Regions from separate parts of the Homo sapiens genome. Here all the other regions are linked to region 1. The links are chromatin loops, found by intact Hi-C in ENCODE. Cell type or tissue: Caco-2. All regions are shown on one strand.

Evidence for each region. Peaks named below come from ENCODE experiments on the same cell type or tissue, not always from the same donor. Only the 100,000 strongest peaks of a DNase experiment are listed, where the experiment ranks them.
Region 2: it touches region 1 in a loop (3.0-fold over the local background); 5 of 110 quality-filtered maps call a loop at or near these places.
Region 3: it touches region 1 in a loop (4-fold over the local background); 2 of 110 quality-filtered maps call a loop at or near these places.

The regions. Positions count from the first base shown.
Region 1 is chr4:40,573,885-40,581,884 of GRCh38, forward strand. The region is part of intron 1 of RBM47 (RNA binding motif protein 47); the gene reads right to left. Among named protein-coding and RNA genes, the nearest start is that of RBM47, 52 kb to the right of the region's middle. RefSeq lists enhancers at 3,255-3,424, 3,445-3,644. In Caco-2, no CTCF peak of the experiment used is centred here; DNase peaks (open chromatin) are centred at 2,217 and 3,177; H3K4me3 peaks cover 705 bases.
Region 2 is chr4:40,512,144-40,520,143 of GRCh38, forward strand. All of the region lies in intron 2 of RBM47 (RNA binding motif protein 47), which reads right to left. Among named protein-coding and RNA genes, the nearest start is that of MIR4802, 14 kb to the left of the region's middle. RefSeq lists a silencer at 3,737-4,047. In Caco-2, no CTCF peak of the experiment used is centred here; DNase peaks (open chromatin) are centred at 2,458, 3,118, 3,868 and 4,688; H3K4me3 peaks cover 3,106 bases.
Region 3 is chr4:40,659,148-40,667,147 of GRCh38, forward strand. No RefSeq gene overlaps it. Among named protein-coding and RNA genes, the nearest start is that of RBM47, 33 kb to the left of the region's middle. RefSeq lists enhancers at 2,536-3,041, 4,514-4,653. In Caco-2, no CTCF peak of the experiment used is centred here; a DNase peak (open chromatin) is centred at 3,894; H3K4me3 peaks cover 466 bases.

The DNA.
Region 1 (8,000 bases):
TGGAACAGTTTCCTAAGAAAGATAATCATAATTTCCATTTCTGTAAAACTTTATAAAATTGTATTAGACATCTTTGGTTTAAATTTTCATTTGTTAAAGGCTATGGTGGATCAGATGACCTTTTGCCACAAAGCTTTCATAGCAACCGAAGAGCAGTGTTTAGAATATTTTTCACTTAAATAATGAGGAAGAACAGGGCTGACTGCACGAGGTGGAAGAATCCAGATTGTGCAAATGGTCTTCCGTTCTGCAGCCTCTCTGCAGTTGTTGTGGGTTATTAGACTTCCGAGATCTAAATATTCTCCCAGAGTGTAGGAAACTCCTCCTAAAGTTTTACATAAAATATAATCTCATTATTTCAGAAATAGACTGGGTAAAACTAGTACCATGAGAAGAAACAAGCTTTTCAGTTAAGACCGAGTTTAATTCTGGTTTTTCTAAGAAATAAAGACTTTTATTTGTTTGATTCCAGAGAACCTCAGGGGACACCCGACTGAGACAAACTGAAAAGTTAGAAGAAAGAATTTCCAGATTCCAAAAATAATTCAACAGAATGACTCTTTTCAGAACGTTAGACAAACCTGTATTCTGTAGGTATGTTTTAGAATCTCATAGGTAATCACAAGATTATAGATGACAGGGAAGATGAAAAAGTCAAGGAAGCTATCAAAGTATTGGAAATGGGCTGGGTGTGGTGGCTCACGCCTGTAATCCCAGCACTTTGGGAAGCTGAGGTGGGCAGATCACCTGAGATCAGGAGTTCAAAACCAGCCTGGCCAACGTGGTGAAATCCCATCTCTACTAAAAATACAGAAATTAGCCAGGTGTGGTGGCATATGCCTGTAATCTCAGCTACTCGGGAGGCTGAGGCAGAAGAATCACTTGAACCCCGGAGGCAGAGGTTGCATTGAGCCAAGATCACACAACTGCACTCTAGCCTGGGCAACAGAGTGAGACTCTGTATCAAAGAAGAAAGAAAAAGCATCAGAATTGGCAAAACTGGAGGAAAAGAACAAAAAATGAAGAGAACATCAGATAGGTTACGAAGATAATCAGTTTGGGTCAATTCCCCTAAAACATGGGAGCTGCCATAGACCCCTCAAGGCAATAGTTTTCAATTGGGAACCATTTGGGTCCCCAAGAAGTTATCTGGCAACGCATGAAGACATTTTTGGTGGTGGGTGCTACTGGCTTCTAATAAGCACAGGCATACTGCTAAACATCCTATAATGCACAGGAAAACCCCTTAAAACAATCCAAAATATCAACTGTGCCAAGATTGAGAAACCCTACATTGAAGAATACTGGCCCTACAGAAACACTGAACAGACACTGTAATTCACAAAGGGAATGTTATTAATACAGCTACCTATAAAGAAATACCAAGGAAGCTGGGCGTGGTGGCTCACACCTATAATCCCAGCTTTTTGGCTGATTCAGGCGGATCACCTGAGGTCAGGAGTTCGAGACCAGCCTGATCAACATGGAGAAACCCGGTCTCTACTTAAAAATACAAAATTAGCCAGGAGTGGTGGCGGGCCCCTTTAATCCCAGCTACTCAGGAGGCTGAGGCAGGAAAGTCGCTTGAACCTGGGAGGCAGCGGTTGCGGTGAGTCGAGATCGTGCCACTGCACTCCAGCCTGGGCAACAAGAGCGAAACTCCATCTCAAAAAAAAAAAAAAAACTACCAAGGAATAGCTACCTATAAAGAAGTCTCCCCAAGTTAACTGAATACTTAAAATTTGAATACTTAATGGTTTTGTCCTTAATCCCCGTTGGACCACTTTGATAAGGGCTACTGTGTGTCTGAGTGACCAACCCATGCCAGTTTGCCCAGGACTGTCCTGGTTTTAGCACTGAAAGGACAAATGAAGCCATTCTGTCCGCCAAGAGTACAGTGATATTTGGTCATCTGGAATTTTCTCTCTTTTGAAGAGAAACCTCAGATTCCTTCATGGTTTCCTCTGTGCTTGTTCTCACACATTACCAAGCTCCTGAGGCCTGGCTCCAGCAGGGAGAGAAAGGGTCTGATCTCAGAGGTGCTCTCTGATCCAGAGGAAGCCCAGAAGAAATGGGGGCCTGCCAGTGCTGGTGGCCAGGAGGGCATTGTTAATAGCTCATCTGGTTCTGTCGCCACCCAAGGCAGGGTTCTCCTTTGGATCGGACACTGGGGAAGTGTTCCTTCCCTGCAGGCTCACATAGCTTGCTAAGAGGCATCTTTCCTCACCTCCTCCTGGGGCAGTGCCCCAGGCAATGGAATGCATTCCTTGAGAAAGGATCCCTTACATGCTTTCCCTTATCTTTCCCAGATTATGCCCTTTCTTCAGCCTATTTCTTTTTTTCTTTCTCTTTTCTGTTTTTTTTTTTTTTTTGGGGGGGGGCGGAGACAGGGTCTCCCCCTGTCACCCACAATCATATTTATGCCTGATCAATTTTTTAAAAAAATTTTTTTGTAGAGATGGGGTCTTGCTATGTCGCCCAGGCTGGTCTTGAACTCCTAGCCTGAGCAACATAGCAACAGCCACCATGCCTGGCCTCCAAGCCTATTTCTTACAAAGGTGAAACTTTCTAACTACTACCTAGCCCCTGTGATCAACTTACATAACATATATGAAAGCATTTTGGAAACTGTAAAATATCAGACAAACGTAACATACTAACATCACAATGAGAAATCATTTGTCATTTTTCTTTTTTAAAAGAGACAGGGTCTCACTCTATCGCCCAGGCTGGAGTGCAGTGGCATGATCATGGATGGCTCACTGCAGCCTCAAACTTCTGGCCTCAAGTGATCCTCTTGCCTGAGCCCCTCAGGGTGCTGGGATTACAGGTGCAAGCTCAGCTCATTTCTATTTTTGAAGTTAGCAACTGAGGGTTGTTTCACTTTCTAGATACTTTAAATTCCCGTGTGGCAGGCACTGTTGTAAACACTTTGCATGTGTTATCTCATATAATATTCACAGAAATCCTGATGATGATGATGATGATACCCATTTTATAGATGAAGAAACTGAGATAGGATGACATTAAATAACTTTCCCAGGGTCACAGAGCTGGTGGAGCTGAGTGATTAGATTCAGACAGGCTGGCTCCAAAGTCCATGCTGAATGCTACCTGTGACTCAAGCCAGGAGAAAAAAAGGAGTTGCTCAAATAAAGCGTCCCTGGCAGTAACGAATCATTAACTTTCAGCCCACTCCAAGGAATGGGTGGCCTGAGGGTCACGTGCTAAAGAGGAAACCCTGAGTGAGTCAATCATGAACACATGACTGTTCTTAGTTCCTTATAGGTTTGCTTCCTCAAATAGCCTTCCTGGAGTGCTGAGCCAAGAGATGGATTGGGACCAGTTTCAGTTCTGGGAAAGGGGCTGAACCCCATCTAGCCAATGCCTGCACCCACGCTTCAGCTCTGTGCATGCTGGTGGCCGAATCTAACACAGGCCACAGGGACTTCCTCAAACTGGGAAATGCCTGCTCATGTTGTCAAGAGTCCTCAGCAACAGCTTGTTTGCCGACTAAACAAGGCTGCCACCTCACACAGGCAGCCTCAGAAAGATCAGGGAGTTAATAGTTACATGAAGACAGCTCAGAGAACAGCTCAAGTGACAGTCCAGACAAATGCAGATCGTATAATGGGTACCTGGTTAGATTCTGTTTAAAAAAAAAAAAAAGGATGTTCCTCTCTGCTATTTATTCCCTGTTCCAATTTTTTTAAAAATCCTGTTTTCCCTTTCCTGATCCTCCCTTATGGTATCTCATACTTAAAAAAAAAAAAAGTCTGGGATAAGCTGATAGTCACAAAGAAACAGGAATGCAACAAACCAGAAACCCAAAGCCCCAAATCTCTGCCTTATCACAGACCGTTTAAAACTCTGGAGTTTTTTCCTACTTCAGCACATATCTCAAGATTAGATAAATGTGGTACCATTGTGTTACTCCCTGGTGAAGAAACCAACAAACTGTCCAATAAAAATTACAGGAAGCTAGGAGCGGTGGTGCGTGCGTGTAGTCCCAGCTACTCAGGGGGCTGAGATGGGAAGATGGCTTGAGCCTAGGAGGTCAAGGCCAGCCTAGACAACACAGCAAGACCTCTTCTCTTAAAAAAAGAAAAAAAGAATTATAGGAGGTCACTGTTTTGGACTAAACTTCTGCAACTAGGGCCCAATAGACCAGACTGAAAATCAAAATGGAGTCACCCAGGCTAAAGTTCCACATCACAAAACAGAAACTAAGTTGTTGTCTGACCTTCTCAGTAATCAGGACGAAGAAATAACACCAAATTTCTTAAATGGGCCAGTTTCAAATCTTTAATTGGCATAATGAAACTCCCTGCTTTAATCCTTAAAGTAATCTGATGTTATTTTTCTGTTGTTCTGTCTCCTGTTGTCCCATTCCTTACAAAAAAAGTATCTTTGAAACAATTAATATACTTTAAGTTCTTTCCTTCTACTTTATAAAGCCAAGCTCTTCTGCTCGGCTGACTGGAACCCTTTTCCTATAATATGGAAGGAAGTGTTGCCCGATTCTAGAAACTCAAATAAAAGCAATTGAGAACTTTAAACTAAATTTGTTGCAATTTTGTCTTTTGACACATAGGATTTTCCTCCTGACACTTATAGACAATTGTAGAATAAATGGCCTCCCTCTGCCTCCATTTTCTACTTCCATTCATTTTCAGTGTTCTTAGCTTTTTCTTTCTACATGCCCACCACTTAGATTTCATTGTTCTTCCATCTGAAAGCTTTGCTTATGGCCTTTTCTATCATTTTCTCTTCTACCTTAACTTCTAGAGTTATTATGTTACCTAGGACAAGAGATATGACTTCTCACTGCCTCAGTTCCTCATCTGTAAATGGTGCTGTGTAGCAGGGCCTGCTGTAAGGGCTAAGGGGTAACGCACACAAAGTGCTTGGCACAATGCTACACACAGTAGGTGCTCAAAATGTGATAGCAAGCTGGGCACGATGGCTCACGCCTGTAATTCCAGCACTTTGGGAGGCCAGGGAGGGCAGATCACTTGAGGTCAGGAGTTCAAGACCAGCCTGGGCAATATGGTGAAACCCCATCTCCACTAAAATAACAAAAAATTAGCCAGACATGGTGGCGTGCACTTGTACTCCCAGCTACTCAGGAGGCTGAGGCAGAAGAATCACTTGAACCTGGGAGGCGGAGGCTACAGTGAGCCAAGATCATGCCACTGCACTCCAGCCTGGGCAACAGAGCGAGACTCTATCTTAAATTAAAAAAAAAAAAAATGCAGCCAGGCACGGTGGCTCACGCTTGTAATCCCAGCACTTTGGGAGGCCAAGACTGGCGGATCACGAGGTCAGGAGACTGAGACCATCCTGGCTAACACACTGAAACCCCATCTCTACTAAAAATACAAAAAATTAGCTGGGCATGGTGGCACGCGCCTGTAGTCCCAGCTACTCAGGAGGCTGAGGCAGGAGAACCACTTGAACCCGGGAGGTGGAGGTTGTAGTGAGTCGAGATCATGCCACTATACTCCAGCCTGGGTGACAGAGCGAGACCCTGTCTCAGAAAAAAAAAAAAAAAAAATGCAATAGCAAAGAAACAAATTGGATGGGAATAACTAGTTCAGATTCTCTAGGTAAAACTCTATAACTTTAAGGGTAATTATTTAAAAGTTATTAAAATTATAAAAAATAAGATCTGACTTAAGTGGGAACTAGATTACCTATTTTAGGGAGATGATATGAAGAAAATTTACCCATCTTATGGAGGTGGTTCAAATCAGAGCACTTCTCCATACACGAGTCAATCTACATTCCCAAGAAGCTCTGAAGCATTTTTCTCTGTGGGTCTTTGCTGGAGTTATTACATTGAGAAAGTAAACTTTAGGGTAATTTTTTTTTTTTTTTTGAGACTAGGTCTCACTCTGTCACCCAGGCTGGACTGCAGTGGCACAATCACAGCTCACTGCAACCTCTGCCTCCCTGGCTCAAGGGATCCTCCTACCTCAGTCTCCCATGTAGAGGTGACCACAGGTGCACACTACCATGCCTGTCTATTTTTTTAAATTATTTTTTATTTTTGTAGAGACAGGGTCTCGCCTTGTTGCCCAGGCTGGTCTTGAACTCCTGGGCTCAAGGGATCTTCCTGCCTTGACCTCCCAAAGTGCTGGGATTACAGGAGTGAGCCACCGCTTCCGGCCTACTTTTAGAGGATTTATAAATTCGAATTGGTCTAAGTTCCAACATGCCAAATATCCTGGACCTCTCACCAGTAAAAAATTTTCCTTCAGTTGAACTTGGTTTAGTTAGCAAAGTCAAATGAGTCCACTTCATGGATATTTTCTAAATGTGTTTCCTCATACTTTTTTTTTTTTAACTCTTAGAATCCAAGTGACTCATCTGTGTGCTTGAATCCTTTCCACTGTCTCATCTCCCTCATCCAAGTTTCTAGTACCTTCTCTTTGTTGTGAAGGATAATCAAACTGAACAACAAAAAGTTTACTCTCCTCATTTGGAACCTAAAAACTCTCTTCTTCCTGGGTCTGAGGGCTCCAAGAATCCTTGAATCAGTTCTCAGATCATTGTGGACACCAGATCAGGAACCTCAGGCACGTGGGAAGGCCAGATAATTAGGAGGGATGCTGAAGAGAAAGCCCGATGACCACAGCACGGTGATGGTTTAAAGGCCTTGAAATTTGGTTACCATCATTCCCCAACCCACCAACCGCCCATGGGCTGCATTCACCAGCACGCACTGGCAGCCGCAGCCACCCGTTCTCTTTCCTTGCATTGCTGAGCAAGTTTCCCATATCATTCAGTTAGGCTCAGCTCTCACACATATTGAGGAATGATCCCTACCACTGCTCGCACATGAATGGGAAAGGATGTACAATACATAAAGGCAGAGACAGGAGAATTTCAGACAGTGGTAAAAGTTGTGAGGTAAATAAAGCAGAGGAATGGGACAGAGATTAACAGAGATTGGTGAGAGAGAGAAGGCCACTCTGATATTTGTGCTGAGAGTTGAACAAAGAGACAGGGAGCCTAGCAAGGATCTAGGGAAAGAGCAATCTAGGCACAAACAAGGGCAAACGCCCCATGGCGGGAACAGGTTTGTTCATTTTGTTTTCGCTTTAATTCCAGGAACAAGAATCTGTGGCTGGAATCTGGTAATGGAGGCAGAGGTGGGAGCACAGAGGTTGGGAGGTGGCCAGAGGTCATGAGCTGAAAAACTCATGAGCCATAGGAGGGAGCTTGGGTTTTAGTCTAAAGAAAAGGAGAAAGCCGGGCACGGTGGCTCAGGCCTATAATCCCAGTACTTTGGGAGGCCGAGATGGGAAGGTTGCTTGAGTCCAGGAGTTCGAGACCAGCCTGGACAATATAGTGAGACCTCATCTCTACAAAACATTTAAAAATTAGCTGAGCATGGTGACATGCGCCTGTAGTCCCAGCTACTCGAGAGGCTGAGGTGGGAAGATCCCTTGAGTCCGGGAAGCAGCGGTTGCAGTGAGCCGAGCTCACACCACTGCTTCCAGCCTGGGTGACAGAGCGAGAACTTGTCTCAAAAAAAAAGTAATAATAAATAAATAAATAAATAAATAAATAAATAAAAGGAGAGGTCATTGGAGAGTGTTAAGCTTGCAGGGGGACTCTGGGGAAGATGAAGAATGAGAAAGCATCTCATAGAGATGGTTTGTTTGGTTTCTTGGAGGAAGACTTCTTCCAGGTTGATACAATCTACTTGTGAGTGGATGAGAAGGTGGGGGTGGTGGGGGAAGAGGTGAGATTAAATTATCTCTTCTTCAGAAGACAGCTCAGAAACCACAGACAGAAAATGCCTTAAAAGATAACCAGAGAGCCTTCAGGGTGTGTGTGAAGAGAGGCTGCAGCCCAGGTGTATGGCATCAGTCCTGCAAGAGGGAAAAGAAGTGAAAGGGAGCTTCAGCAGCTCCCACAGTCACAGAGCTCGGGAGCCCAGCTGTCTCCTGAACGCCAGCCCCAGGAGCAACCAGACCTCCCTCCTCCAC
Region 2 (8,000 bases), 62 kb before region 1:
GGCGCGGTGGCTCACACCTCTAATCCCAACACTTTGGGAGGCCAAGGCAGGTGGATCACCTGAGGTCAGGAGTTCAAGACCAGTCTGGCCAACATAATGAAACCCCTTCTCTACTAAAAATACAAAAAATTAGCCGGGCATGATGGTGGGCGCCCAGCTACTTGGGAGGCTGAGGCAGGAGAATCTCTTGAACCTGGGAGGTGGAGGTTGCAGAGAGCCGAGATTGCGCCACTGCATTCCAGCCTGGGTGACAGAACGAAACTCCATCTCAAAAAAAAAAAAAAAAAAAAGGCCGGGTGCGGTGGCTTACGCCTGTAATCCCAGCACTTTGGGAGGCCGAGGCGAGTGGATCACTTGAGGTCAGGAGTTCAAGACCAGCTTGGCCAAAATGGTGAAACCCTGTCTCTACAAAAATACAAAAATTAGCTGGAGATGATGGTGGCTGCCAGTAATCCCAGCTACTTGGGAGGCTGAGGTGGGAGAATCACTTGAACCCCGGAGGCAGAGGTTGCAGTGAGCCGAGATTGTGCCACTGCACTCCAGCCTGGGTGACAGAGTGAGACTTCATCTCAAAAAAAAAAAAAAAAGAAAGAAAGAAAAGAAAAAAAAGGAAAGAAAAGAAAAGAAAAAGTGTGCTTTTAATGCATGAATTATTTCACTGGTCAGGGTTTCTATTTTGGATTCACATGGTATGGCTCTCTTTCCCTACTTGATAGACTCAAGCAATCTAAGTGCACCTGTGTAACAGGCAATTAGATACAGTAAGTATCAAAATCTTAAAAGAGACATAGGAAAACATTAATCCACTTGTCAAAAGTTACATAAACTTGCAGTGGTCAGAGTAGTGAAATGACTTTCTGCTAAACTCAATTTTCCGATATGCATATAAAAAGATATTAAACCTGCCATGCTTCCAGGGAACTCAAGGTCTTTAACCTCTACAATTGTTAGATTTCTTCCTATTTGCCTGAATATACAAAGCCACAGCGAAGTTTGTCCTGTGGAGGAAATGTCTTCCAATTTTGAAACAATCATTTCTTCCAGCCGTTTTCAAATGACTGGCCACTTCTCAGAAGAAAAAACCCTTGGCTTCTTACTGCAAGCGTCATTGGGCAAAAATATACCCAAATCATGTTCTTTCATAATTGGTGAGCTCTTCAACTTAGTACTGTCCTTGTACAGGCCAAAGATCCCACACCCTTGTTATATTGCCCGTTTTATACTGCAACACTTTTCCCCAAGAACTGGCAATTGTAGAAATCTGTTGGAACTATTTTTTTTCCTAGATTTTCCTATAACTGTTTGAGTTTTAACTATTAATAACACAGTTACTGCTATCTGTGTGTGGCATATCATTATTACAATTGATCATACATAAACATTTGATTAAGGCTGTAGCTTTATTATATTTTCTACCCACCCAAAAAAGCTAGATTATAAAGACTTAGTATTCCCAAGAAGTATTTATTCATTAGTTTCTCCTAAACCATGACCAGTATAGAAAAAGTCGGTCTCAAGCTGGTCTGTTTCAAAAACACAGAGTTGAGGATAAGAGGCCGTTTTAAACTGACTTTTTTTTTTTTTCTTTTTTGGAGACGGAGTTTCGCTCTTGTCACCCAGGCTGGAGTGCAGTGGCACAATCTTGGCTCACTGCAACCTCTGCCTCCGGGGTTCAAGCGATTCTCCTGCCTCAGCCTCCTGAGTAGCTGGGACTACCGGCGCACACCACCATGCCCGGCTAATTTTTGTATTTTTGGTAGAGATGGGGTTTCACCTTGTTGGCCAGGCTCGTCTCGAACTCCTGACCTCAAGTGATCCACCCACCTCGGCCTTCCAAAGTGCTGAGGTTACAGGTGTGAGCCACCGCACCCAGCCTAACCTGACCTTTAATTTGCTGTTATCTTGTCTAAATTTAACAGAATTGGGGGTGGGGTGGGGGGAGAAAGTTTAAAAGTATTTTCATGAAACCAGAACCACCATTTAGCAAAACCTTTAAATGGAATGAATTCCCGAGCTCACAGAAGTGCAAATTGCAAGGTTACACATTGCCTCCCAGAAACACAGGACCTGGTTCTGAACTCTTTGCTAAAGGATTCTGATTCAGCCCACTGTAAAATCTCAAGCACAAGTAGGTTTTCCACTTACTCTCCATTACACACATGTCCCTCTAGCAAAACCAAAAACAGCATTTGATGGAAGCTAAAGATTACAATTATCCGGGGACTCCGAGCCACTAAAAAATAGAGTTTGCAAAGAAATCCCTTTTGCCCCCGTCTTCCCCTCACCATCCCTGCCCCTTCCGCAGAAGGGAACCCAAATCGTATGCAATTTGAAATTTTTAATATGAATATACTAAAGTAGGAAGCACGTACCTGCTAAGCACCTGGCGCTCTCTTTCCCTGCTTGCTCTCTCCTCCCACACTCTGGCAACGGAATGCCCTTCAAAAACCATGGCTCAGTGCTTTTGGTAAATGTTTTACGAGACACTAAACAGGCTTGTGTCCCACCCTCAGAGCAAACACCACTGAGGGAACACAATATAATGGTCGAAAAGATATCATGTAATGTACAATAATGAAAATGAACAAGCAGGCTCTATTTCCACACTTCCCCTTAAGGGGGAAAGCAATGTCAAACTTTCAGGTGGTGGGGGCGGAGTTGCCGGAAAGGCTCATAGAAATAAACCTTGACGCTGGAAGCGTTAGAGCGATTTTTTTAAAGGTGGCATAACGATAAGCTCATTGTTCTAATCCTCAAACAAGTCTTGGCTTGCTGAGCTGAAAAACTGTCAAAGGCAAGAGTTAATAAAGGGTGGAGTTCACCGGCGAATATGTAGACGCAGTAGCATCTCCACATTGACCACATATTCCTATTTATCAGAGAAAATGCAACTCAAAAAGTGCTCATAAACCATCCTCCACAATAACCAAAGGTACTTCCCATTTTCCATATCCTTCAAGTTATTCACAGTTAAGACCCAACTCTGCTCCAAACCAGAAGTTTTGCATTCCATTCAAGTTAACAATTACAACTGAAGGATAACAGAAACTTGCTGGCACCAAACTATTAGAATGTCAGGTGCCTCCTGGTACCACCAGGGTTAATGAGATAAAGAGAGGGTGCCCAGGGATGATCTATCTGCCTGGTTTTACAGAAACTACCTATAGAGATTGCTAGAGTCTTGGGCCCATGCAAGCAGCACGCACTCATCGGCTACTGGAGGACTGAGTGGGACATCTAAGACATGAAAAAGCAGAATTACTTAGCTACAGTCAAGCCCACTCGCTAAAAAGAGACCAAGACCGTCTAGAGAAGAAGCCAGAATTGGCTTTGGTTGCAGAATCACACCCACAGGCAGGATAGGCAAATAAGATAACCCATTCTCTGTCCCCACCCACTCCTCCAATCCCCAAGAGAGTGCTCAGAATTTTGCATTTCCTACCTTTAAAATATCTGCTGGGGTGGAAACAAAACAAAGCAAAACAAAACTGAACCTAGAATTGAGATCATGTGTTTTCTACACTCCAGCTGTGTGACCTTGAGGGAGTAACTTAACCTCCCTGAGCCCGTCTCCTCATCTATAAAGTACAAATGTCTAGAAACACAGAAGTTATTTCCAAGAACTGACAGCTCTCCAGCTCCAGGAGCCTAGAAAATGGCACAGAGCAGTTCTTGACAGTTTTAAAATGTCAGAAGGGTTGTTGTCATTTTTTGGTCTCCTACCTTATGTGGATGGGTTCCATCTTATTTTCAATGTCCTCCTGTTGCAGAAGCTTCCGGTTAGTCCTGGGACTAAAGGGCAATTGACCTCACTCCTCCTGGGTCTGACTGACTAATCTGTTAGGGTGGGTACCATAAATGACCGTTTTATCTGCCTGCCCGGGGCGTGGCAACAGGGCCTCCCCGCCCCCCAGCCCTGCCTGTCAGCTCCTTTTGCTTTCACAACATTTCTCGTCTTGCCCTCTATCACAGTGAGCTGACCCGCCTCCTAACGCCTCATCCGGGCCTCCCTTTTTCTCTTTTTTCCCTCTCTTCCTCTCTCCTTTCTTGCCTTGCTTCCCTGAGAGGAACATAATGGGTGTTGGGGGAGGGCGATGATTCTCTTTTTCTTTTCTTTCTTTTTTTTTTTTTTTTTGAGACGGATTCTCGCTCTGTCACCCAGGCTGGAGTGCAGTGGCACAATCTCGGCTCACTGCAACCTCCGCTCCCAAGTTCAAGCGATTCTCCTGCCCCAGCCTCCCAAGTAGCTGGGATTACAGGCACCTGACACCATGCCTGGCTAATTTTTGTATTTTTAGTAGAGACAGGGTTTCACCATGTTGGCCAGGCTGGTCTCGAACTCCTGACTTCAGGTGATCCGCCCGCCTTGGCCTCCCAAAGTGCTGGGATTACAGGCATGAGCCACCATGCCTGGCCCTCATCATTCTATTTCTCCTTCTACTATTTTATGTGACATATCACACAACCCAGTGCATGGTTTACACAGGTATTATTATTATTCTCGAGATTCAGAGATGCAGAAAGATCCAAAAACAGCCCAAGGTCACTGAGCCATTGCTGACAGGCCAGGGGCTGAGGTGGCCTTTCCTGACAGCCCAGGATTTCCCTTAAGCCACTGACCTCCAAAAGCACCTCCTCTCAGAGCCGTAAGGCCCCACCTGGTCTAACCTGCTCTCCCCGCCACCTGTGGCATAGTTTCCTCTCAGATCCCTCTCCTCATCTTCCTTCCTCCCTCAGCACGGGCCAGCCCCTTATTCTAATGTTAGGGTTTATCTCACTTGACCTCTTGTCCCTTGCGTGCCCTTCTTTATGCAAACCCAAGAGGAGTAAATCCCCTGCATGCTAGGGATTAATTACTCCTATCACAGAAGTCTTTCCCATGAGCACCCCTCTTGGGTCACCTGTCTCATTCCACTCTGCATTAGGGTATTTGCGTGTCCTCAAATGCCATCCCTCCCTCCCTCCCCACCTTCCTTCCTTCCCTCCTTCCTTCCTTCCTTCTTTCTTTTTTCATGGAGTCTCGCCCTCTTGCCCAGGCTGGAGTGCAGTGGCACAATCTCAGCTCACTGCAACCTCCACCTCCCAGATTCAAGAGATTCTCCTGCCCCAGCCTCCTGCGTAGCTGGGATTATAGTCATGCACCACCACACCTGGCTAATTTCTTTGTAGTTTTAGTAGAGACAGGGTTTCACCATGTTGGTCAGGCTGGTCTTGAATTCCTGATCTCAAATGATCCACCCGCTTCGGCCTCCCAAAGTGCTGGGATTACAGGCATAAGCCACTGTGCCCGACCCTCAACTCCTTTCTAGATCACCAGAACACTCACCTCTGCACCCCCTGGCATGGAGTCCAATGCCTTACTGTTCAGAAATATACTTAAATTTTGATAAAAAAAAGTTTGAAGACACAAAATCTGAATCCAAAACAGTGTTTCAAAGGCATATATTCTACGTACAGTCAGCCCTCAGTGTCTGTGGGTTCCGCATCCCTGAAGTCAACCAACCACAGATCAAGAATATTCAAAAATCTCATGTACCCCATAAATATATATACTACTATGTGCCCACAAAAAATTAAAAATGTAAAAATGTGAAAAGGACGGCTGTGTCTGTACTAAACACATAGACTTCTTTTTCTTGTCATTATTCCCTAAACAATACAGCATAACAACTACTTACTAGCATTTCCATTGGATTAGGTATTCTAAGTCATCTAGAGATGACTCAAAGTATATGGGAAGATATGTGTAGGTCATATGCAAATACTGCACCATTTTATATAGAGGACTCGAGCATCCAAAATCTGGGGGGCCTGCAACCAATTCCCCATGGATACAGAAGGATCACTATATAAACAAATGCCAGAATTTGGGGTTTTAAGGTAGTTGCTTTGCTTTTATTTATTTATTTATTTTGTATTTCAATGAGGATGAGAAAATGGGATTATGAAGTCCAGATAGCCAATAAGATAGCCATCAAATCACACCACAAAACAAGCATTGTTTCTTTTCTTTTCTTTTTTTTTTTTTTTTTTTTTTTTTTTTGAGATGAAGTCTCACTCTGTCACCCATGTTGGAGTGCAGTGGTGCCATCATGGCATCATGGCTCACTGTAATCTCCACCTCCCGGGTTCAAGCAATTCTCCTGCCTCAGCCTCCTGAGTAGCTGGGACTACAGGCACACACCACCACACCCGGCTAATTTTGCTATTTTTTTAGAGATGGGGTTTCACCGTGTTGGTCAGGCTGGTCTCGAACTCCTGAGCTCAAGTGATCCACCTGCCTCGGCCTCCCAAAGTGCTGGGACTACAGGCGTGAGCAACCACGCCCAGCTGCAAACATTGCATCTCAAGTGCCTACAATAATCAAGTATTTGATATATGACACCTCATTTAATTAAACAGACAGATGAGAGGACAGACTCAGAGAGGCTGCCCAAGGATACACAGCTAATAATGACAGATCTGAGAACCTCAGCGGGTCCCAGTTGGAGCCCTTCTCTTTGCCTGAGTCACACTCTCATGCACATGCACACTGTAGCCTACACACCCTACTGCCCAATCAGGGGTGTCCAATCTTTTGGCTTCCCTGGGTCACACTGGAAGAAGAATTGTCTTGGGCCACACATAAAATACACTGATACTAATGATAGCTTATGAGCTTTAAAAAAAAAAAAATCCCAAAGGAAGCTTATGAATTTGTGTTGGGCCACATTCAAAGCCATCCTGGACATGCCACAGGTTGGACAAGCCTGGTCTAAATCAAGATCCAGCCCAGGAGTGGTGGCTCACACCGGTAGTCCCAGCACTCTGGGAGTCCCAGGCAGGAGGATCACTTGAGCCCAGAGTTTAAGACCAGCCTAGGCAACATAGTGAGACCCTTGTTTCTATAAAAAAAAAAATATAAAAAATGATCCAGGCATGGTGGCATGCGCCTGTGGTCCAAGCTACTTGGGAGGCTGAGGTGGGAGGATTGCTTGGGCCGGGACTCCTCACTGTAGTTGAGGCTACAGTGAGCCAAGATCACACCACTGTACTCTGCCCTGGGTAACAGAGTGAGATCTTGTCCTTAAAAAAAATAAAAAATAAAAATCACTTGCATGTATTTTCTGCCAACCTCTGACCAGAACCAGTTCAACTGTTTTTCTCCTTCAATCTTTTTTTTTTTTTTTTTGAGATGGAGTTTCACTCTTGTTGCCCAGGCTGGAGTGCAATGGAACGATCTTGGCTCACTGCAATCTCTGCCTCCCGGGTTCAAGCGAATCTCCTGCCTCAGCCTCCAGAGTAGCTGGGATTACAGGTGTGCACCACCACACCCGGCTAATTTTGTATTTTTAGTAGAGATGGGGTTTCTGCATGTTGGTCAGGCTGGTCTCGAACTCCCAACCTCAGGTGATCTGCCCACCTCGGCCTCCCAAAGTGCTGAGATTACAGGTGTGAGCCACCACACCCAGCATCCTTCAATCCTTTACCTTGGTCTCCTCACCCTCCTCTCCCACTTCCCTCTACCCTACCCTCCTTTTTTTTTTTTTTTTTTTTTTTTTTTGAGACGGAGTCTCGCTATTGTTGCCCAGGCTGGAGTATAGTGGCTCAATCTTGGCTCACTGCAACCTCCATCTCCCAGGTTCAAGCAATTCTCCTGCCTAAGCCTCCCGAGTAGATGGGACAACAGGCGCCCGCCACCATGCCCAGCTAATTTTTGTATTTTTAGTAGAGACGGGGTTTCACCATGTTGGCCAGGATGGTCTCGATCTCTTGACTTCATGATCCACCTGCCTTGGCCTCCCAAAGTGCTGGGATTACAGGCATAAGCCACCGTGCCCAGCCCACCCTACCCTCTTATCCCTAATTAAGATCATCTCTACTGCTCACTTTGAAATCTACTGATGAACTCTATTTCATATTGAAGCCCTCCTTTGACCATAAAATCCAACCAAAAAATATGGCTTCTCCCACTTTGGGTAAGCCTTTTATGTTCTTTTTTTTCTGTGATCACAAATTTG
Region 3 (8,000 bases), 85 kb after region 1:
CATGTTGGTCAGGCTAGTCTTGAACTCCTGGCCTCAGGTGATCCGCCTGTCTTGGCCTCCCAAAGTGCTGGGATTACAGGAGTGAGCCACAGTGCCTGTCCTGGATTTTCTTTTCTTTTTTTCTCTTCTCTTCTTTCTTTTCTTTCTTTTTTAACATTCCCACATCACATTTATCTCCTTTTCTTTTTAAAAAAGTCCCTTGTTTATTAATAAATGATGAATCCTCAGAGGGAAAAAACACAAACGAGGGCTAAAAATGAGACAATTTGGATGCAGTCCCACCTACTTTTAGAGCCATAGGCTGTCTCCACCTGACCTCAGCCACTTACATTGTTGGGTAACACTGAGTCAGTCACTTTTCTTTGGACTTCCATTTTCTCATCCCTAACTGGGAAGAATACAATCTGCCCTACTATAGTATAAGGTTATAATGAAGATGGAAAAGATAACGTATGTGAAAGTGGTTTTTAAAATTTACATTTGGGAGGCTGAGAGAGTAGTCTGGGAGGTCAAGGCTGCAGTGAGCTATGATTGTGCCACTGTACTGCAGCCTAGGCGACAGAGTGAGACCCTGTCTCTAAGAAAAAAAAAAAGTTATTTATTTGAACAGGTACTGCATGCATACGGATAAAGGACAAATAAAATAAAATGCTACGCTGTAAAAAGTCCCATCTCCCTTCCACTCCAATCCCCTAGGCTCCGAGAGGTAACCGTTGGGTATGTACGTGCGCGCGCGCGTGTGTGTGTGTGTGTATCCTTTTAGAGATACGAAGCAGGTAGACAAGCATATATGCATATGTACCTTTCCTTTATCTCTTTTTGCATAAATGATGACATACTATCACACTTTTCTGCCCTTGCTTTTTTTTAGTTGCAATGTAATTCAAAAGTGTAACTGATTTCTGTATGTGCTTTTGAATCCACCTAATTCTTTTAAAAAGGCTGTTAATATTCCACTTGTGGATTTGCCAAAATTTATTTAAATTTAAAAAGCCAGGCACGGTGGCACGTGCCTGTAGTCCCAGCTACTCGGGAGGCTGAGGCAGGAGGATCACCTTGAGCCCAGGAGTTTGAGGCTGCAGTGAGCTATGACTGTGCCCCTGCACTCAAGCCTGGATGACAGAGTAAAACTCTGTCTCTTAAAAAAGAAAAAAAAAGAAGGTATGATGATATGTATAACTAGGCCGGGCTCGGTGGCTCACGCCTGTAATCCCAACACTTTGGGAGGCCGAGGCGGGCGGATCACGAGGTCAGGAGATCGAGACCATCCTGGCTAACACAGTGAAACCCTGTCTCTACTAAAAATACAAAAAATTAACTGGGCGTGGTGGTGGACGCCTGTAGTCCCAGTTACTCGGGAGGCTGAGGCAGGAGAATGGTGTGAACCCGGGAGGCAGAGCTCGCAGTGAGCAGAGATTGTGCCACTGCACTCCAGCCTGGGCAAAAGAGCGAGACTCCGTCTCAAAAAAAAAAAAAAAAGATATCTATAACTGTCCTATCTCTAACACACACAGCATGTTATTTCTATTTAAGAAAGGAAATGGAAGATGTGAGTTTTTGTCACAATCACTTTTTCTCAAATCTGGAGAGTTACCTGTTTTCAAAGGCACCTTAGGAAGCCTAGGAGAAGCCCATGATCATTCCTTTTTTTTTTTTTTTTGAGACAGAGTCTCTGTCACGCAGGCTGGAGTGTAGTGGCGCCATCTCAGCTCGCTGCAACCTCTGCCTTCTGCATTCAAGCGATTCTCCTGCCTTAGCCTCCAAGTAGCCAGGATTACAGATGCACTACCACACCCAGATAATTTTTTGCATTTTTAGTAGAGACAGGGTTTCGCCATGTTAGGCAGGCTGGTCTTGAACACCTGACTTCAGGTCATTCACTCCCCTCGGCCTCCCAAAGTGCTGGGATTACAGGCATGAGCTACCGCATCTGGCCTCTTTTTTTTTTTTTTTTTTAAGACAGGGTCTCACTCTGTGGCCCAGGCTGGAGTGCAGTGGTGTGATCATAGCTCACTGCTGGGACCACAGGTATGTACCGCTACATCTGGCTAATTCTTTTTTATTTTTTTGTAGAGACAATCTTTTTTATTTTTTTGTAGAGACAGTCTTTTTTATTTTTTTGTGCATTCATTCTTGATCACTCAACTCATTTAACCAAGTGGTTCAATTCTTCAGAACGTTCCTTTTTCCACAGATAAACTAGGAATAAAAACAATGAACCAACCACAGAAGTTCACCTTTTTCAATCTTGATGCCACCACAGGAACTGGAAGACCTATGTTTGACCACCACCCCCACTCCCCAACCCTTGACTCCTGCCAACCCCCGCCTCACTTACAAACTATATGATTATAGCAGCTGTGAGCAGGAGCAATTTGCCCAGACAGACGGAATTTCCATCTTGACTTAACTTCTTTCTAGAAGTGGAATCAGAAAATACTGTGTAGTCATCTGTGTCTCAGTTTCCTCATCTGCAACATGAGAATACAAATAATAGCACCTACCCATATGATTTTTATGAGGTTCAAATGAGATGTTACGTAAGGCATCTAGCACAGTAACTGGCGTATATAGTACAAGTTTAACCAGTGTCAACTATCATCATCATCATCATCACCACCACTATCATTATATGACTCTTCTGAGACTTACTTTCCTCCCTTGTAAAATCACAGGTAGCCTACAGTCTCCATAACCAGGAACGGGAGTGGTCTTCTCTCTGTTTTGCTAATGAGTAAAATGAGGCAAGGCATGCTAAAATGACAATTCTCACAGAATGAGAAAAGAGAACCCCTGAAGAGAATGGTGAGCTCCATTTTGAAGCAATGGGTCTGCTGTGTTCTTCCTGGCCCCAGACCACACAGGACTCCTGCCTCAGGGTTCACATCAGCAGGGCACCTTGAACCTGCTCTGACGGGCTCCGGAGAGCCAACTGTTAAATTTTCAGAAAGTCTGTAAGCCAGTTGTTAAACACAGCCATTACTAAAATTAAATTATATGAACTTACGATGAAATACATTACACTTACAATGGAGCAATACATACTCAAAACTTATCACTTCCTAATGATTTTATTACAGTTCACTGTGGTTTATGTTTTTAAGGTTATTTACATCAATTGTGTTTGTTTGTTTTTGAGACGGAGTCTCGCTCTGTTGCCCAGGCTGGAGTGCGGTGGCATGATCTCAGCTCACTACAACCTCCACCTCCCAGGTTCAAGCAATCCTCCTGCCTCAGTCCCCACTAGTAGCTGGGATTACAGGCATGTGCCACCATGCCCGGCTAATTTTTGTATTTTTAGTAGAGACGGGGTTTCGCCATGTTGGCCAGTCTGGTCTTGAGCTCCTGACCTCAGGTGATCCACCTGCCTCGGCCTCCCAAAGTGCTGGGATTACAGGTGTGAGCCATCACACCCAGCCTGTTTATTTATTTATTTATTTTGAGATGGAGTCTCGCTCTGTCTCCCAGGCTGGAGTGCAGTGGCATGATCTTGGCTCACTGCAACCTCTGCCTCCTGAGTTCCAGTGATTCTCCCACCTCAGCCTCCCGAGTAGCTGAGATTACAGGTGCCCGCCACGACGCCCAGCTAATTTTTGTATTTTTAGTAGAGATGGGGTTTCACTATGTTGGCCAGGCTGGTCTCTAACTCTTAGCATCAAATGATCCACCTGTCTCGGCCTCCCAAAGTGCTAGGATAACAGGCATGAGCCACTGCACCTGGCCATATTTGAACAGTGGAAATTGTATATAACAGTATGCTACTTCACATTTTCTTCCCAACTCTTCATTCAGTGATGTCAGATTAGTAGCTTGAAATCAGCCAGAGTGGGAATATTTACACTGCAGAAATCAGCAAACACTACAGACAAGCCCTTCTGCCTCCCCCAAGCTGGTGGTTAAACATCCACCAGCACACCACTGGCTCAAACCAGCACATGCAGCCAGGGTCTCTTGGAAGAAAACTCCTATTGCTCTCAGAGAGAAGAGTGTGTGGTTATTATCCCGTTGCGCCTAAATCAGGGGCCCATGAAGAAATAGGCTATTAGACATGGCCCTCTTATACTGTTTTCTTAACGAAAGTAAAATAAATAATTCTGAGCCCTTGGCCCACAGCCAAGGTCCTCTCGGGTTCAATTCTTCATCCTCTATTTGCAAGAGCTAATCATAGTGAAGGGTGCACGAAGCAACCGTTCTTTGTGTTCAGAGTGAAATAATGGCTTGTCATCCCTGAGAGTACGAAGGCTCTGTACTCCTCAGTGCAGTGAACACAAATCCCAGTCGCATGGCATCTGGCTTTTTCTTTTTCTAAGTGAATCAGAGTCTTTATGAGTAAACGTTTAGCTTTTTCCTCCACCCACTCTGGCCCAGCCATGACCAGGAGAGTGTTTTTTGTTTTTCTAGTTGAATTGACTCACCGATAGTTTTAGGAACCTGTTGGTTTGCATGTTTAGTTCTTTTTTTTTCCCCCATACCAGATTTGAAACCTAGCATGTTTAGTTTTGATCTATCAGAAGGAGCTGGAATCCTTGTTTGCAAACTCACTGATTATATAGCATATATTTGACTCTGTTTTTGTTTAGAGAAAAAGATACCCACTTCTAAAATAAAGAACTGAGGCCAGGCACGGTGGGTCACACCTGTAATCTCAGCACTTTGGGTGGATGAGGCAGATGGATCACCTGAAGTCAGGAGTTCCAGACCAGCCTGACCAACATAGTGAAATCCCATCTCTACTAAAAATACAAAATTAGCCAGGTATAATAGTGCATGCCTGTAATCCCAGCTACTTGGGAGGCTGAGGCAGGAGAATCACTTGAACCCAGGAGGTGGAGATTGCAGTGAGCTGAGATTGTGCCATTGCACTCCAGCCTTGGCAACTGAACAAGACTCCATCTCAGAAAAAACAAATAAATAAAATAAAATAAAAAACTCAGCCCTGGGCTTGCTTTGTTCTCACAGCCACATAACTTATCCACAAAATAATAATGAGAATCACCAAGGAATATAAAGACTTTTTGTAAATTAATAAAATGAAGTACGTAACTGGTATGCTGTTTCAAGAATAGCCCAAATATATATTTTATATATATAATTTTATTTTTAAAAATTATTATTATTATTATTTTTTGAGACTGAGTCTTGCTCTGTCTCCCAGGCTGGAGTGCAGTAATGCAATCTCAACTACTGCAACCTCTGCCTCCCAGGTTCAAGCAATTCTTGTGTCTCAGCCTCCCAAGTAGCTGGGATTACAGGCACCTGCCACCACAACTGGCTAATTTCTGTATTTTTAATAGAGACATAGTTTAGCCATGTTGGCCAGGCTGGTCTTGAACTCTTGGCCTCAAATGATCCACCCAACTTGGCCTCCCAAAGTGCTGAGATTACAGGTGTGAGCCACTGCATCTGGCCAGGAATAGACTATTTTTAAAATTTTATTTATTATTATTATTTTTTATATAAAGACAGGGTATCTCTATGTTGCTCAGGCTGGTCCCAAACTCCTGGCCTCAAGTGAGCCTCCTGCCTTGGCCTCCCAAAATGCTGAGATTACAGGTATGAGCATTAAATGCTCGGCCTAAAGAGTTATTTTTGGGCAGGTGTGGTGGCTCACGCCTGTAACCCAGCACTTTGGGAGGCCAAGGCGGGTGGGTCATGAGGTCAGGAGATCAAGACCATCCTGGCTAACAGGCAGAGCTTGCGGTGAGCCGAGATTGCGCCACTGCACTCCAGCCTGGGCAACAGAGCGAGACTCCGTCTCAAAAAAAAAAAAGTTATTTTTAATAAAGATATATAAAAAAATATTGCTTTAAAAGTTTCTTAGGCAAGGAATGTATAAAATTGAGTACGTCTCCAAATTCCTATTCTGATATAGCAACTGCTAACAATTACTGAGTTTCTATCATGAGCAGATATTGTGCTAAGTATTTTATGTGCATAATTTCATTTAATTTATTGAACAAATATTATTGAGCACTCATATATTGTTCCAGGCAATGTTCTAGACATGGGTGATACTAGCAGGGAATAAAACAGACAAAATCTATGATCTTATAAAAATGGATATATAATAGGTCAGACGGTAATAAGTGCTATAAAGAGAAATCAAACTTGGCTAAAGTGGGGTGAAAAGTACCTTTAGGTGAAAGGTGGCTGCTGTTAATTTATTATAGGGTGATCAAAGAAGATTTCTCTAATAGGTTAACAGTTTTCTGGGCAAAATTGTTTCTAGATAGAGGACACCGCAAAAAGTAAGAAAATGTTGAACATTTGACTTTCTAAGATAAAATAAGATAAAAATTACTATTTTATGGATGAGTAAACTAAGACTAAGGATTATTCTTTTTTTTTTTTTTTTTTTTTTTTTTGAGATAGAGTCTTGCTCTGTTGCCCAGGCTGGAGTGCAGTGGCGTGATCTCAGCTCACTGCAACCTCCGCCTCTAAGGTTCAAGCTGTTCTCCTGCCTCAGACTCCCAAGTAGCTGGGACTACAGCTGTGCGTCACCATGTCCAGCTAATTTTTGTATTTTTAGTAGAGACAGGGTTTCACTATGTTGGTCAGGCTGGTCTCAAACTCCTGACCTCGTGATCCACCCACCTCAGCCTCCCAAAGTGCTGGGATTACAGGCGTGAGCCACCGCTCCCAGCCTGACTAAGGATTATTCTTATATGTGCCCATGTCACCTACGTAATAAGAGGGAAAGTCAAAGCACAACCCTCAGACTATTAAGTCTATGCCTTACTCTCCCAAACATCATTCAATTTACTCATCCCAACTAAGAGCTCCTCTTTTAAAAGATTGGCAGAACATAAGACTACCAGGAATTAATTGGTGCTGCTGTCAGTTCTACAATTTAGTCTAGCCTTAGGCAAATTACTGACACTTGCTCTTCTCCAGAAACTGTAAAATGGGATTTAGGTAATTAACAACTCAGAACAACTATTTTGAGAATTAATTAGCTAATGGTTACAAAATACCCTGAACATTAACAATAAGAGTGTTTTCATTCTGAGTATCACATTTTCTTCTGAATGGAACTCCAGGTACCTCCATCCTTGCCTGCTCTGAACTTCCACACCCAGGTTCTCCTCAGATTTCTCTCTATTGGCAAAACCAATTAAGTAGATAGTAAAACCAGAGTGCATGTATCATCTTTTAAAAAAATTTTCTTTCAATAGTTTTGGGGGTACAGGTGGTTTTTGGTTACATGGATAAATTCTTCAGTGGTGATTTCTGAGATTTTAGTGCACCTGTCACCTGAGCAGTGTACACTGTACCCCAAAATGTAGTCTTTTATCCCTCTTCCCCCTCCTGACTTTTCCCCCCACCCCAAGTCCCAAAGTTCATTATATCATTCTTTTTTTTTTTTTTTTTTCAAACAAATTCTCACTCTGTTGCCCAGGCTGGAGTGCAGTGGTACGATCTCGGCTCACTGCAACCTCTGCCTACTGGGTTCAAGCTATTCTCCTGCCTCAGCCTCCTAAGTAGCTGGGACTACAGGTGTGTGCCACCATGCCCAGCTACTTTTTGTATTTTTTAAGTAGAGATGGGGTTTCACCATTTTGGCCAGGCTGGTGTCGAACTCAACCTCATGATCTGCCCACCTCAGCCTCCCAAAGTCCTGGGATTACAGGTGTGAGCCACCATGCCTGGCCCATTACATCATTCTTATGTCTTTGCATCATCATAGCTTAGCATCTACTCATAAGTGAGAACATATGATATTTGGTATCCATTCCTGAATTACTTTACTTAGGATAATGGCCTCCAGCTCCATCCAAGTTGCTGCAAAAGGTATTATTTCGTTCCTTTTTGTGGCTGAGTAGTATTCCATGGTGTATATATACCACATTTTCTTTATCCACTCATTGCTTGATGCGCAGTTAGGTTGGTTCCACATCTTTGCAATTGTGAGTTGTGCTGCTCCAGATATCATCTTTAACTCCTTTGCCTTCTCCACATACATTTCCAAGTCCTGTTCATTCTACCTCCAAAATGTATCT